Linked DNA regions of Homo sapiens: region 1 is linked to region 2. Evidence: read pairs that join two places in POLR2A ChIA-PET (ENCODE). Cell type or tissue: OCI-LY7. All regions are shown on one strand. Each heading gives the region's core, and the rest is flanking DNA. Links, peaks and the distances in the headings are about the cores only.

What was found. ChIA-PET counts read pairs that join two places held together with the same protein. Peaks named below come from ENCODE experiments on the same cell type or tissue, not always from the same donor. Only the 100,000 strongest peaks of a DNase experiment are listed, where the experiment ranks them.
Region 1: POLR2A ChIA-PET joins it to region 2 with 25 read pairs; 7 of 35 experiments call an interaction of 5 or more read pairs at or near these places.

What each region holds. Positions count from the first base shown.
Region 1 is chr22:38,493,856-38,499,237 of GRCh38, forward strand. DDX17 (DEAD-box helicase 17) reads right to left here. Exons shown (of 13, transcript NM_006386.5): 4 at 4,585-4,718; 5 at 4,230-4,295; 6 at 1,941-2,082; 7 at 1,031-1,191; 8 at 775-947; 9 at 166-276. Among named protein-coding and RNA genes, the nearest start is that of DDX17, 9.8 kb to the right of the region's middle. In OCI-LY7, for the core only: no CTCF peak of the experiment used is centred there; no DNase peak of the experiment used is centred there.
Region 2 is chr22:38,679,358-38,684,739 of GRCh38, forward strand. It overlaps TOMM22 (translocase of outer mitochondrial membrane 22), which reads left to right and starts at 2,600. Exons shown (of 4, transcript NM_020243.5): 1 at 2,600-2,738; 2 at 2,966-3,084; 3 at 3,522-3,639; 4 at 4,410-5,382. The coding sequence starts at 2,622. The coding sequence ends at 4,484. It overlaps TOMM22-DT (TOMM22 divergent transcript), which reads right to left and starts at 2,499. Exons shown (of 2, transcript XR_007068097.1): 1 at 2,369-2,499. RefSeq lists enhancers at 2,388-3,587, 2,634-2,703 and silencers at 2,434-2,503, 2,894-2,943. In OCI-LY7, for the core only: CTCF peaks have their summits at 2,491 and 2,702; a DNase peak (open chromatin) is centred at 2,564; H3K4me3 peaks cover 1,899 bases; H3K27ac peaks cover 756 bases.

The sequences.
Region 1 (5,382 bases), core at 156-5,155, 190 kb before region 2:
TTTTGTAAGGTTTGTCAGGCTTCATGAATAGATGACTGTGCTCATTAAAAGAGCAAACTGCATGGATAGGCATTATTGAAATATTACACAACATTTGGAATACCAATTTAGAAATTTCCAGTTAACTATAAAACCAGAGGTTAATTGCCTTGGTGCTATACTCACCCATCTCTGCGCATCCTTCGAGTCAGATCATCACAGCGTCTCTTTGTCTCCACAAATATTATTGTTTTGTTTTCCTTTTCAGCCATTATTTCTTCCATTAGTTGGATCAACCTGAAAACATGACCAACAATGCAGTCATCACACAGAAAGTTATTATGTGGACGATTATGTCTGCAATATCAACTCCCAAGGCTACAGTACTTTCTTTGCACATTACGCTTTTAAAATTTTTAATAACTATTAGAGTACTGAGTCAGGTTCTGCTATGTGCTCAAGAAATACTAACTCATACCATCCTCACAGCAAGTCTCATGTAAGTGGTATTACTCCCATTTCACAGATGAAGAAACTGCAGCACCAAGACACAAAATTGTGCAAAATTATACAGCTTGTAATCAGCAGAGCTAAATTTCAAACTCAAGAATTCAGAATCCTTGCATTTAACCATAATGCTCTGACAAATGATATGATGATGGATTATCAGAAACCTAGCAATGCTTTTAATGTTCTCAGGCCTCAAAATATACTGGTTTCTACAGTACTAATTTTGGAGGGTTATTAGAAAAGGTTTATCAGCATTATCAAATCAGAGTAAAATATCTTTCATACTTGTGGTCTTTTTCACTTTCCATGCAGACATCCACTATCTGGAGGATGTTGTGGTTGGCACTCAACTCCAGATTGCCTACGTTGATCTGGGTGTAATCACGAAGGAAATCCTCTGCAAGCTGTCTTACTTCTTTTGGCCAGGTTGCACTCCACATCAGTGTCTGCCTATCAGGCTATCAAAAAAGGAAAGGCTTTCTTTCAGGCTAAGGAACTTGGACAAATGGCATAAAGACTGCTTATTATTAGCTTTACACACCCTGATTTGGTCAACAATTTTACGGATCTGGGGTTCAAACCCCATATCAAGCATTCTGTCAGCTTCGTCCAATACAAGGTAAGTACATCGGCGAAGATTTGTCTTTCCTGACTCCAGGAAATCTATCAGACGTCCAGGAGTGGCTATGCAGATCTCAACACCTGTAAAACAAAACCAATGATCGAGCCAATCGACTAGGTGCAGTGGCTCACAGCTGTGTTCTAGCACTTTGGGAAGAGGAGGCGGGAAGATCGCTTGAGGCCAGTTCACAACCAGCCTGGTCAACATAGCAAGACCCCGACTCTACAAAAATGCAGCAGCAGCAGCCCTGGTGGCTGTACTCAATGCTGCAGAGAAGCTATTTTTTTTTTTTTTTTTGAGATGGAGTCTTGCTCTGTCACCCAGACTGGAATGCAGTGGCACGATCTCGGCTCACTGCAAGCTCCGACTCCCAGGTTCACGCCATTCTCCTGCCTCAGCCTCCCCAGTAGCTGGGACTGCAGGCACCTGCCACCACGCCTGGCTAATTTTTCGTATTTTTAGTAGAGACGGGGTTTCACCATGTTAGCCAGGATGGTCCCAATCTCTGGACCTCGTGATCCGCCCACCTCGGCCTCCCAAAGTGCTGGGATTACAGGCATGAGCCACCGCACTGGCCCAGAGAAGCTAAATTTTAACAAAGTAACCGCAAAACCATGTCAGGACTTATGTACAATCACCAAATCCTCACAAAGTTTCCAGCCATGCTGAACCTTCTCTCTCAAAATAGCTGTTTTAGTCACATCTGAGAATTTCTAAGCTGCTGAAATTCTGAGTTTATCACAAGAACCCACTTTTTTTCTCCAATTTCCTCCACAGGAATTGGTAAAGTAAGATAAACTAACAATTCTTTTACACTATATATTATTACCTCTTTCCAAGTCTCGAATCTGGGGACCTTTAGGAGCACCTCCATAAATACAAGTACTCTTCAATCTAGAACATTTGCCATAGTCATCGGCCACCTGCTGTACTTGCTGGGCAAGCTCTCTGGTAGGAGCCAGAACTAGACACTGAAACCAACAAAAAGACACTTGAGACCTCATCCAAGGTTTAAAAAAAAAAAAAAAAAAAAGAAGAAACAAAATACAAAAAGCTAATTTAATTCTTTGCTGTCTAATCTAGCACATTAAAAGTGATGGGGTGAAGATCAGAAGTGGGGAATATTAGCACAATGGAATATAGAAAAAAATTATTAGAACTTCATGTTTAGCATTTGGAATGATACTGGTATCCTCGTCACTTTTACTATGACACATTATCAATCATTATAGTTTATATATACTGTTTAAGTGGAGATATAGATTGTATTACCTGGTTTTAAGTATACAACTCTCATTTACAGGTTGAGCATCCTAAACCCCCAAAACCAAAATGCTCCAGCAAGCATTTACTTTGAGGATCATATTGGTCCTCAAAATTTGGATTTGTTTTGTTTTCTGAGACAAAGTCTCACTCTATCGCCCAGGCTGGAGTGCAGTGGTGCAATGAAGGCTCACTGTAACCTCTGCTTCCTGGGTTCAAATGATTCTCCTGCGCCTCAGCCTCCTGAGTAGCTGGGACTAGAGGCAGGCACCACCATGCCCAGCTAATTATTGTATTTTTGTAGAGATGGGGGTTTCCCCATGTTGGCCAGGCTAGTCTCGAACTCCTGACTTCATGTGATCTGCCCACTTTGGCCTCCCAAAGTGCTGGGATTACAGGTGTGAGCCACCATGCCTGGCCTAAAATTTGGAATTTTGGATGGTCATCCTGACTTAAACTGGCAGAATGACACATTCCTGACCTCTAATTTAAGCACATCACCAGGTAGATAAGGCAAAAACAATGAAAATTTACATGTAATCTGACAAGACTGTGTACAATCTGGCCAAATAATACAAAAATCAAGGTATCATATACCATTCAAATTAAATTATGAAACTTGCTTTATATACTGATCCATTAGATATCAACTAATAATAATGCTGTCAGACATATACTATGTATTATAAGTACTGCATTATTTCTTTTTGTGAATATCTTGAGACATATTGTACATGTTCATAAATATATAGGACAAATGCAAGCTTATTTCTTAAAAAAGTTAAGTAGGCCGGGCGTGGTGGCTCACACCTGTAATCCCATTATTTTGGGAGGCCGAGGCAGATCACCTGAGGTCAGGAGTTCGAGACCAGTCTGGCCAACATGGTGAAACCCCGTCTCTACTAAAAATACAAAAATTAGCTGGGTGTGGCGGCGCATGCCTGTAATCCCAGCTGCTTGGGAAGCCGAGACAGGAGAATCGCTTGAAGCCAGGAGGTGGAGGTTGCAATGAGCCGAGATTGTGCCAATGTACTCCAGCGTGGGCAACCAAGAGCGAAACTCCATCTCAAAAAAAAAAAAAAAAAAAAAAAAAGTACACATTCAATGCCAGGCGCGGTGGCTCACACCTGTAATCCCAGCACCTTGGGGAGGCCGAGGCAGGCAGATCACCTGAGGTCAGGAGTTCCAGACCAGCCTGGCCAACATGGTGCAAACCTGTCTCTACTAAAAATACAAACATTAGCTGGGAGTGGTGGTGCACGCCTTTAATCCCAGCTACTCGGGAGGCTGAGGCAGGAGAATGGCTTGAACCTGGCAGGCGGAGGTTGCAGTGAGCTGAGATCTCGCTACTGCACTCCAGCCTGGGCAACAAGAGTGAGAATATATCTCCAAAAAAAAAAAAAAAAAAGAAAGAAGGCTGGACGCAGTGGCTCATGCCTGTAATCCCAGCAATTTGGGAGGGCAAGGTGGGCTGATCACCTCAGGTCAGGAGTTTGAGACCAGCCTGACCAACACGGAGCGAACCTCCATCTCAAAAAAACACAAAAAATCAAAACAAAAAAACAAAAAAAACCACACCAAAACCAGAAAACACTTGATTTACTGCACAGTAAATGCCCATACAGCATGCATGGTTTCTTTAAGAGTAAGACTTTGGTTCAAATGTAAGCTCAGCTATTCAATTGCTGAGTGATCTTGGGTAAGTCATTTAATTCCAAGTAAGATGAGAATGAAACCATTTCCACCTATGGAGGGTGTGGTTAAGAGTACAAATGGATAATGTAAAGCACCAAGCCTAAATAGTCGCTAAATTGTAGTTTTTCTTAGAATTACAAAGAAACTGAAACACACTTACGATTGGGCCATCTCCCCTTTCCAAGTATGGCTGGTGGTTAATATGAACAATTGCAGGCAGGAGATACTGTGGAGGGGGGAAAGAATGACAACCTTACGCTTAGAAGTACAATCTTACTTAGATACTTAGTAATTACTGAATTAATGCATAAATAGGAAAGTGAAAAACAGAACTTACCACTGCTATATACAGGAAGCAATACAAATTTGAACATAAAATGCTTCCATATATTTAATAACTAAAATAGTATCTAACTATCTGAATGGCACTTCTACGAAGAACTGAGAACGTATGACAACTAGAATAGCAAAATAAGTTACCACAATATCAAGGATCTTCTCTTGCTCATACATACCGCCAACGTCTTCCCAGAGCCAGTCTGAGCAATGCCCACCATATCCCGGCCACTAAGAGCCAACGGAAATCCCTGGCACTGAATTGGAGTTGGTTCTGTAAAGTGCTGATCCATCAACACATCCATTACATATTCTGTAAGAGAATTTTATTTTGCGTATTTTATTGTGTTTAAAGACACAAACCAAGAGTTTTTAAAAAAACTTTTAAGCTCACTGAAGATAAGATTTACCCAGCTTCATCTCTCCAAAGTGCTTTTTCTTTATCTACTAGATCTCCGACCAACTCACTGTTAGCTTCTAAGGGCCAGGCTAGGTGGCTCACGCCTGTAATCCCATCACTTTGGGAGGCTGAGGCCAGTGGAGGCCAGGAGTTCCAGACCAGCCTGGTCAACATGGTGAACCCTGTCTCTACTAAAAATACAAAAATTAGCCAGAGTGGTGGTGGGCCCTTGTAATTCCAGCTACTCGGGAGGGTGAAGCAGAATCGCATGAACCCAGGAGGCAGAGGAGGTAGTGAGCTGAGATCGCGCCACTGCACTTCAGCCTGGGTGACAACGTTGAGACTCCGTTTCCAAAAACAAACAAACAAAAGCTGCTACAATAGTCTACCTCTCCCAGAAATTTGAAAAACCATTACCCTAAAGCATCTAACAGGACATGGGAACATGGTAGTCATTTATTGTTTAGCAAATTCACATTATATCCAGCTAGAAAGCAATTTCATTCTGCTGTTTTCTAAAAGGCAGAGGGCAAAACCCTAGAAAAAGACAAAAACCTCAAAAAAACAAAACAAAAAC
Region 2 (5,382 bases), core at 245-5,244:
ATGGAATCATACAGGAGTACCCTTTTGTCACATGAAAACTGTCTGATAGGCCAGACTCACGCCTGTAATCCCAGCATGTTGGGTGGTCAAGGAGGCTGGATCACTTGAGGTCAGGAGTTCGAGACCAGCCTGGACAACATGGCGAAACCCCATCTCTATTAAAAATAGCCGGGGCCATGCCTGTAATCCCAGCTACTCAGGAGACTGAGGCAGGAGAATCACTTGAACTCGGGAGGCAGAGGTTGCAGTGAGCCGAGATTGCGCCACTGCACTCCAGCCTCCATCACAAAAAACAAACAAACAAACACAAAAAAGTGTCTGATAGAGATGCCCTGTCCAAAGATGAAAGGGAGGCCTGGGGACTGTATCGGAAGGAGTGTGAGACACAGGACAAATGCTCATTACTGCATCCTCATGCATCACAGAAGGATTTGGACTCTCCCATCCTGGGAGTCTCTGATTCCAGGTTCAGTTGGCTAAAGGTGTTTATCAAATTACCCTGTTTAATAACATGGGGCACATTTTAAAAAGAAGCACTTACATCCATCATATAGGCAAAAAGTAAAAAGATGGATAACACCTAATGCTGGGGAGGGTGTGGGACAAGGACATTTCCATTTACTGTACTATTATGAAAGCATCTGATAGAGGCTGGGAGCAGTGGCTCATACCTGTAATCCCAGCACTTTGGGAAGCCAAGGCGGGTGGATCACCTGAGGTCACGAGTTTTAGACCAGCCTGGCCGACATGGTGAAATCCCATCTCTACTAAAAATACAAAAAGTTAGCCAGGCATGGTGGCACACACCTGTAGTCCCAGCTACTTGGGAGGCTGAGGCGGGAGAATCGCTTGAGCCCAGGAGGTTGCAGTGAGCTGAGATCATGCCACTGCACTCCAGCCTGGGCGACAGAGCAAGACTCCATCTCAAAAACAAACACACAAACTCAAACAAAAATTTATATCTGCATACTTTCTGACCAGCTCACCTACTTACTAGAAATCTATGTACTATGCCTCAGTTTCCTCATTTCTAAAATGGGGATAACAGTGCCTACCCCAGTGAGCTGCTGTGAAGATTAAAGGAGGACACACCGCACCCACCCACACCCACAGGCACCAGAGCACCTGGTATTTAGGTGTTAACTCTTACCTTTGTTTGGTACATAGGGAAGATTTACCTGATGTTTTCCCAAAAGACCTGCAAGACACTAATTTATTCCTACCAAGTAAAACATGGCTCAGGAAAACGAAACTGGATCAGTGTCTCTCTAAAACAGCCCAAGAAGCAGGCCAAGGAGATGGACAAGGAAGATAAATCTTTGGCCCTGGTCACAGGCCGAATTAAGAAATCCGGCAAGGTGGGGCGCAGTGGCATAGGCCTGTAATCCTAGGACTTGGGGAGGCTGAGGCAGTCGGATTGCTTGAGTCTCGGAGTTCAAGACCAGCCTAGGCAACACAGTGAAACCCTGTCTTTATATATATATGTATGTGTGTGTGTGTGTGTGTGTGTATATGTGTGTATGTATATATACATAATACGTATATATGTATACGTATGTATATATATACATATATACACATACCTATATACACATATATACATATATACACATATATACATATATATACATATATACGTATATATATACACACACATAAAATATATATTATATATAATATATAACTATATATAGGCCAGGTGCGGTGGCTGATGCCTGTAATGCCAGCACTTTGGGAGGCCGAGGCGGGCAGATCACTTGAGGTCAGGAGTTCAAAACCAGCCTAGCCAAATGGTGAAACCCCGTCTCTACTAAAAATACAAAAAATTAGCGGGGCGTGGTTGGTGGTGCATGCTGAGGCAGGAGAATCGCTTGAACCTGGGAGGCGGAGCTTGCAGTGAGCCGGGATCACACCACTGCACTCCATCCAGTCTGGGCGACAGAGCGAGACTCCGTCTCAAAACAAAACCAACAACAACAACAACAACAAAAAGCTAAAATCTTACAAAAAGCGACCTGTTCCACTGTCCCTTGGGCCTGCGGTGATGGTGGGCCTGACTCCATTCGTCTTTAAACATCTCTATTCCCGGCCACATCTTTGGCCACCTATGCTCGAATAAAGTGTTGTCTTGGAGCCTGTTGTAAATTTAAGAATAAACTTTTGTTAAAAAAAAAAATACAGTGGCTCATCATCTCTTGAGTTGTTTTCACTCAGCCACTCCTACCTTAGCTGTGAACTTAAAGTAAAACAAGCCCCCAGAATCTTGCCAGAGTCAGCCCTTTGATCTTTGTTCTCCCCTGAACTCTATTACCTGGAATTAAAACAACGCATTTGAAAAAAAGAAAAACAAGCAAGTTTCTGAGCTCACCCTATACCCGCTGAACAGAATGACTGCGGTGGCGCCCCAGAACCTCTCACAGGCCTCTCAGCTGCTGCTAATGCCCGCCGAAGCCCCGACGCCCGGATAAGGCCAGGGCTGCCGGACCCGCTGCGGGCACTGGAGGACCCGGGGCTAGAGGGCGCCGCTCTCGCCCGGCTCGCGCCTCGGCTCCCGGAAAAGCAGCTCTGTCCGCCGTTCGGCTGCGCTCACCTCCTTTCCGCTTCCGGTGTCCCCTACAGTCATGGCTGCCGCCGTCGCTGCTGCCGGTGCAGGGGAACCCCAGTCCCCGGACGAATTGCTCCCGAAAGGCGACGCGGAGAAGCCTGAGGAGGAGCTGGAGGAGGACGACGATGAGGAGGTACTAGGGCCTCGCGGGGTGCAGAGCGGGAAGCGGGCCCGCTCGTGGGTGTGGGATCCGCGTGGTACGGGATCGGAGCGAAGCGGCTGCTTTGGGAGGCGGGGTTAGGGGCCCTGCTGGGCCCTGGGTGCCCTAGCTCCAGTGGGGCTCGGCGGCTCCCAGTGCCGCAGCGGGGCCAGGAATGGATGTCGCTTTTTCGGCTAAGACCCGCGTCTACTCCACCACAGCTAGATGAGACCCTGTCGGAGAGACTATGGGGCCTGACGGAGATGTTTCCGGAGAGGGTCCGGTCCGCGGCCGGAGCCACTTTTGATCTTTCCCTCTTTGTGGCTCAGAAAATGTACAGGTAAGGAACGAGGGCAAAGGCACTGGGTACGTGCATGGGATGGTCGTGGTGCTGTGAAAGAACACGGGGTTTGGAAGCAGCAGACCCGTGTTGGGTGACCTTGGGCTTGTACCCTATCCTTTCTTAGTTTCCTCTTCTGTAAAATGGGGATTCTTACCTGGCAGGGGAGTTGTGGGGGTTATTTCAGATTGTTGGAGATAATTAATGAATAAGGAGCTTTGTAAGAACTCAGGAGAATGTTAAACCGCCATCACTAGATGATACAGCTACCATAGCTGCTCCTCCTGTCTCTGGTAGGAGTATGGTGTAAGGAGCGGGTAGAATACGTTTATCAAAAACATTGGAGTATGTAATGTGAGAGGTTTGGTTACTGGGTAGTTCTTGCCTGTTTTGTTTGCATGTCTTCATGCTCACCCTCTGGGGATTTTCCTCTGCAGGTTTTCCAGGGCAGCCTTGTGGATTGGGACCACTTCCTTTATGATCCTGGTTCTTCCCGTTGTCTTTGAGACGGAGAAGTTGCAAATGGAGCAACAGCAGCAACTGCAGCAGCGGCAGGTGAGCCCAGACCTTGGGCTTTTTGCCAGTGGTGGAGACGCAAGTTATTTCACTAACACATTGGTCCCCAACCTTTTTGGCACCAGGGACTGGTTTCATGGAACACAGTTTTTACATGGATGGTGGGTTGGGGGTGGCCGGGGGTCGGGGGGGGGGTTCTGGATGATTCAAGTGCATTACATTTATTGTGCACTGAATTTCTATTATTACATTGTAATATATAATGAAATAATTCTATAACGTAGAATGAGTGGGAGCCCTGAGCTTGTTTTCCTGCAACTAGACAGTCCTGTCTGGGGGTGATGGGAGACAGTGACAGATCATCAGGCATTAGATTTTCATAAGGAGCTTGCAACCTAGATCCCTCGCATGCACTGTTCACAAGGGTTTGTGTTCCTATGAGAATCTAACACTGCTGCTGATCTGACAGGAGGTGGAGCTCAGGCAGTAATGTGAGCGATGGTGAACAGCAGTAAACACAGATGAAGCTTCTCTCACTTGCCTGCTGCTGATCTACTGCTGTGTGGCTCAGCTCCTAACAGGCCATGGGCCAGTGCCAGTCCACAGCCCAGGGGTTGAGGGCTCCTGTTGTAGCACCTGAGTTGACCAACAGTTAATGTGTGGGTGGGGATTGGGATCGGGCCCATGCTCTTTTAGTTGTCTGACTGTGCTTTCAGTATTATTTTTGTAGACGTTGGCCCCATCAGGTATGGTGAGAATAAGCTCTCTAGGCCTGTATGATGCCTTACACCCCTCCTTTTCTTTTCCAGATACTTCTAGGACCTAACACAGGGCTCTCAGGAGGAATGCCAGGGGCTCTACCCTCACTTCCTGGAAAGATCTAGATTGTTATTGCTGTTTGAGCTGTCTCAGTGGGATAAGTTTGAAATTCAAGTGTTTGAACTGCTGATAATTTGGATTTTTTTTTTTTTTTAACTTTGGCACATTGATCTATCTAAACCTGGTGGGGAGAATTATCCCCACATTGTCTCATGGAAAGACTCAACTTGCAACTGTGCCCTCCACACTATCCTTACTTCTGTCTCCACTCTGATACCAGAGTGCAGCCATGCAGATGGTTATTCCAGCTCTGGTCACCCGACTCCTTTCACCAAATTGCTCCTAACTGGAAGATCTCACTTTCCCCTTGTGGGGTAGGAACCGATGCCAGTGGGAGGGATGTGCCCCTGACCATTAACGACTGTTTTTTTTTTTTTTTTTTAAAGAATGGAGTTGTTGGGGCAGGACATGCACACAATGTGAAACAGACAAAATGCATTACACCTGTAGTGTAAAGTGGCCACTATGAATCCCTATGTATGAGAGGAGGGAGGCAGGCTGCAGCTTCAGCCACAGAATGGGGACTATGGAAGACAGCAGGAGCTCATTTCCTCTGCACATTTTGGCTGTTAGACCTGTGTGTGTGTTTAAAAAAAGAGAAGTCAGTGCTCACTTTTTGTATTTAAATATTAAAAATGATTCCAACTGAAAGTGTCATCCTAAGTACCTTGAAATGAGACCACGTCAGAGACATGTACTGCCCCTCACATTTTCTCACCTAAACCAGCAGCACCTCCATCTTAACAGCCATAGGCCCAAATTGTTTCCAAGTGAAAATTCATTTTTAGCCAAGTACTTCATAGCAATCTTTGCCCTGAATTTAGGCAGTCACTTTGAGATCCATCAGCCTAAAACAAAGGATTGGGTCTATGTACTTCTTTAGTCTATAATGACACTGTGTAA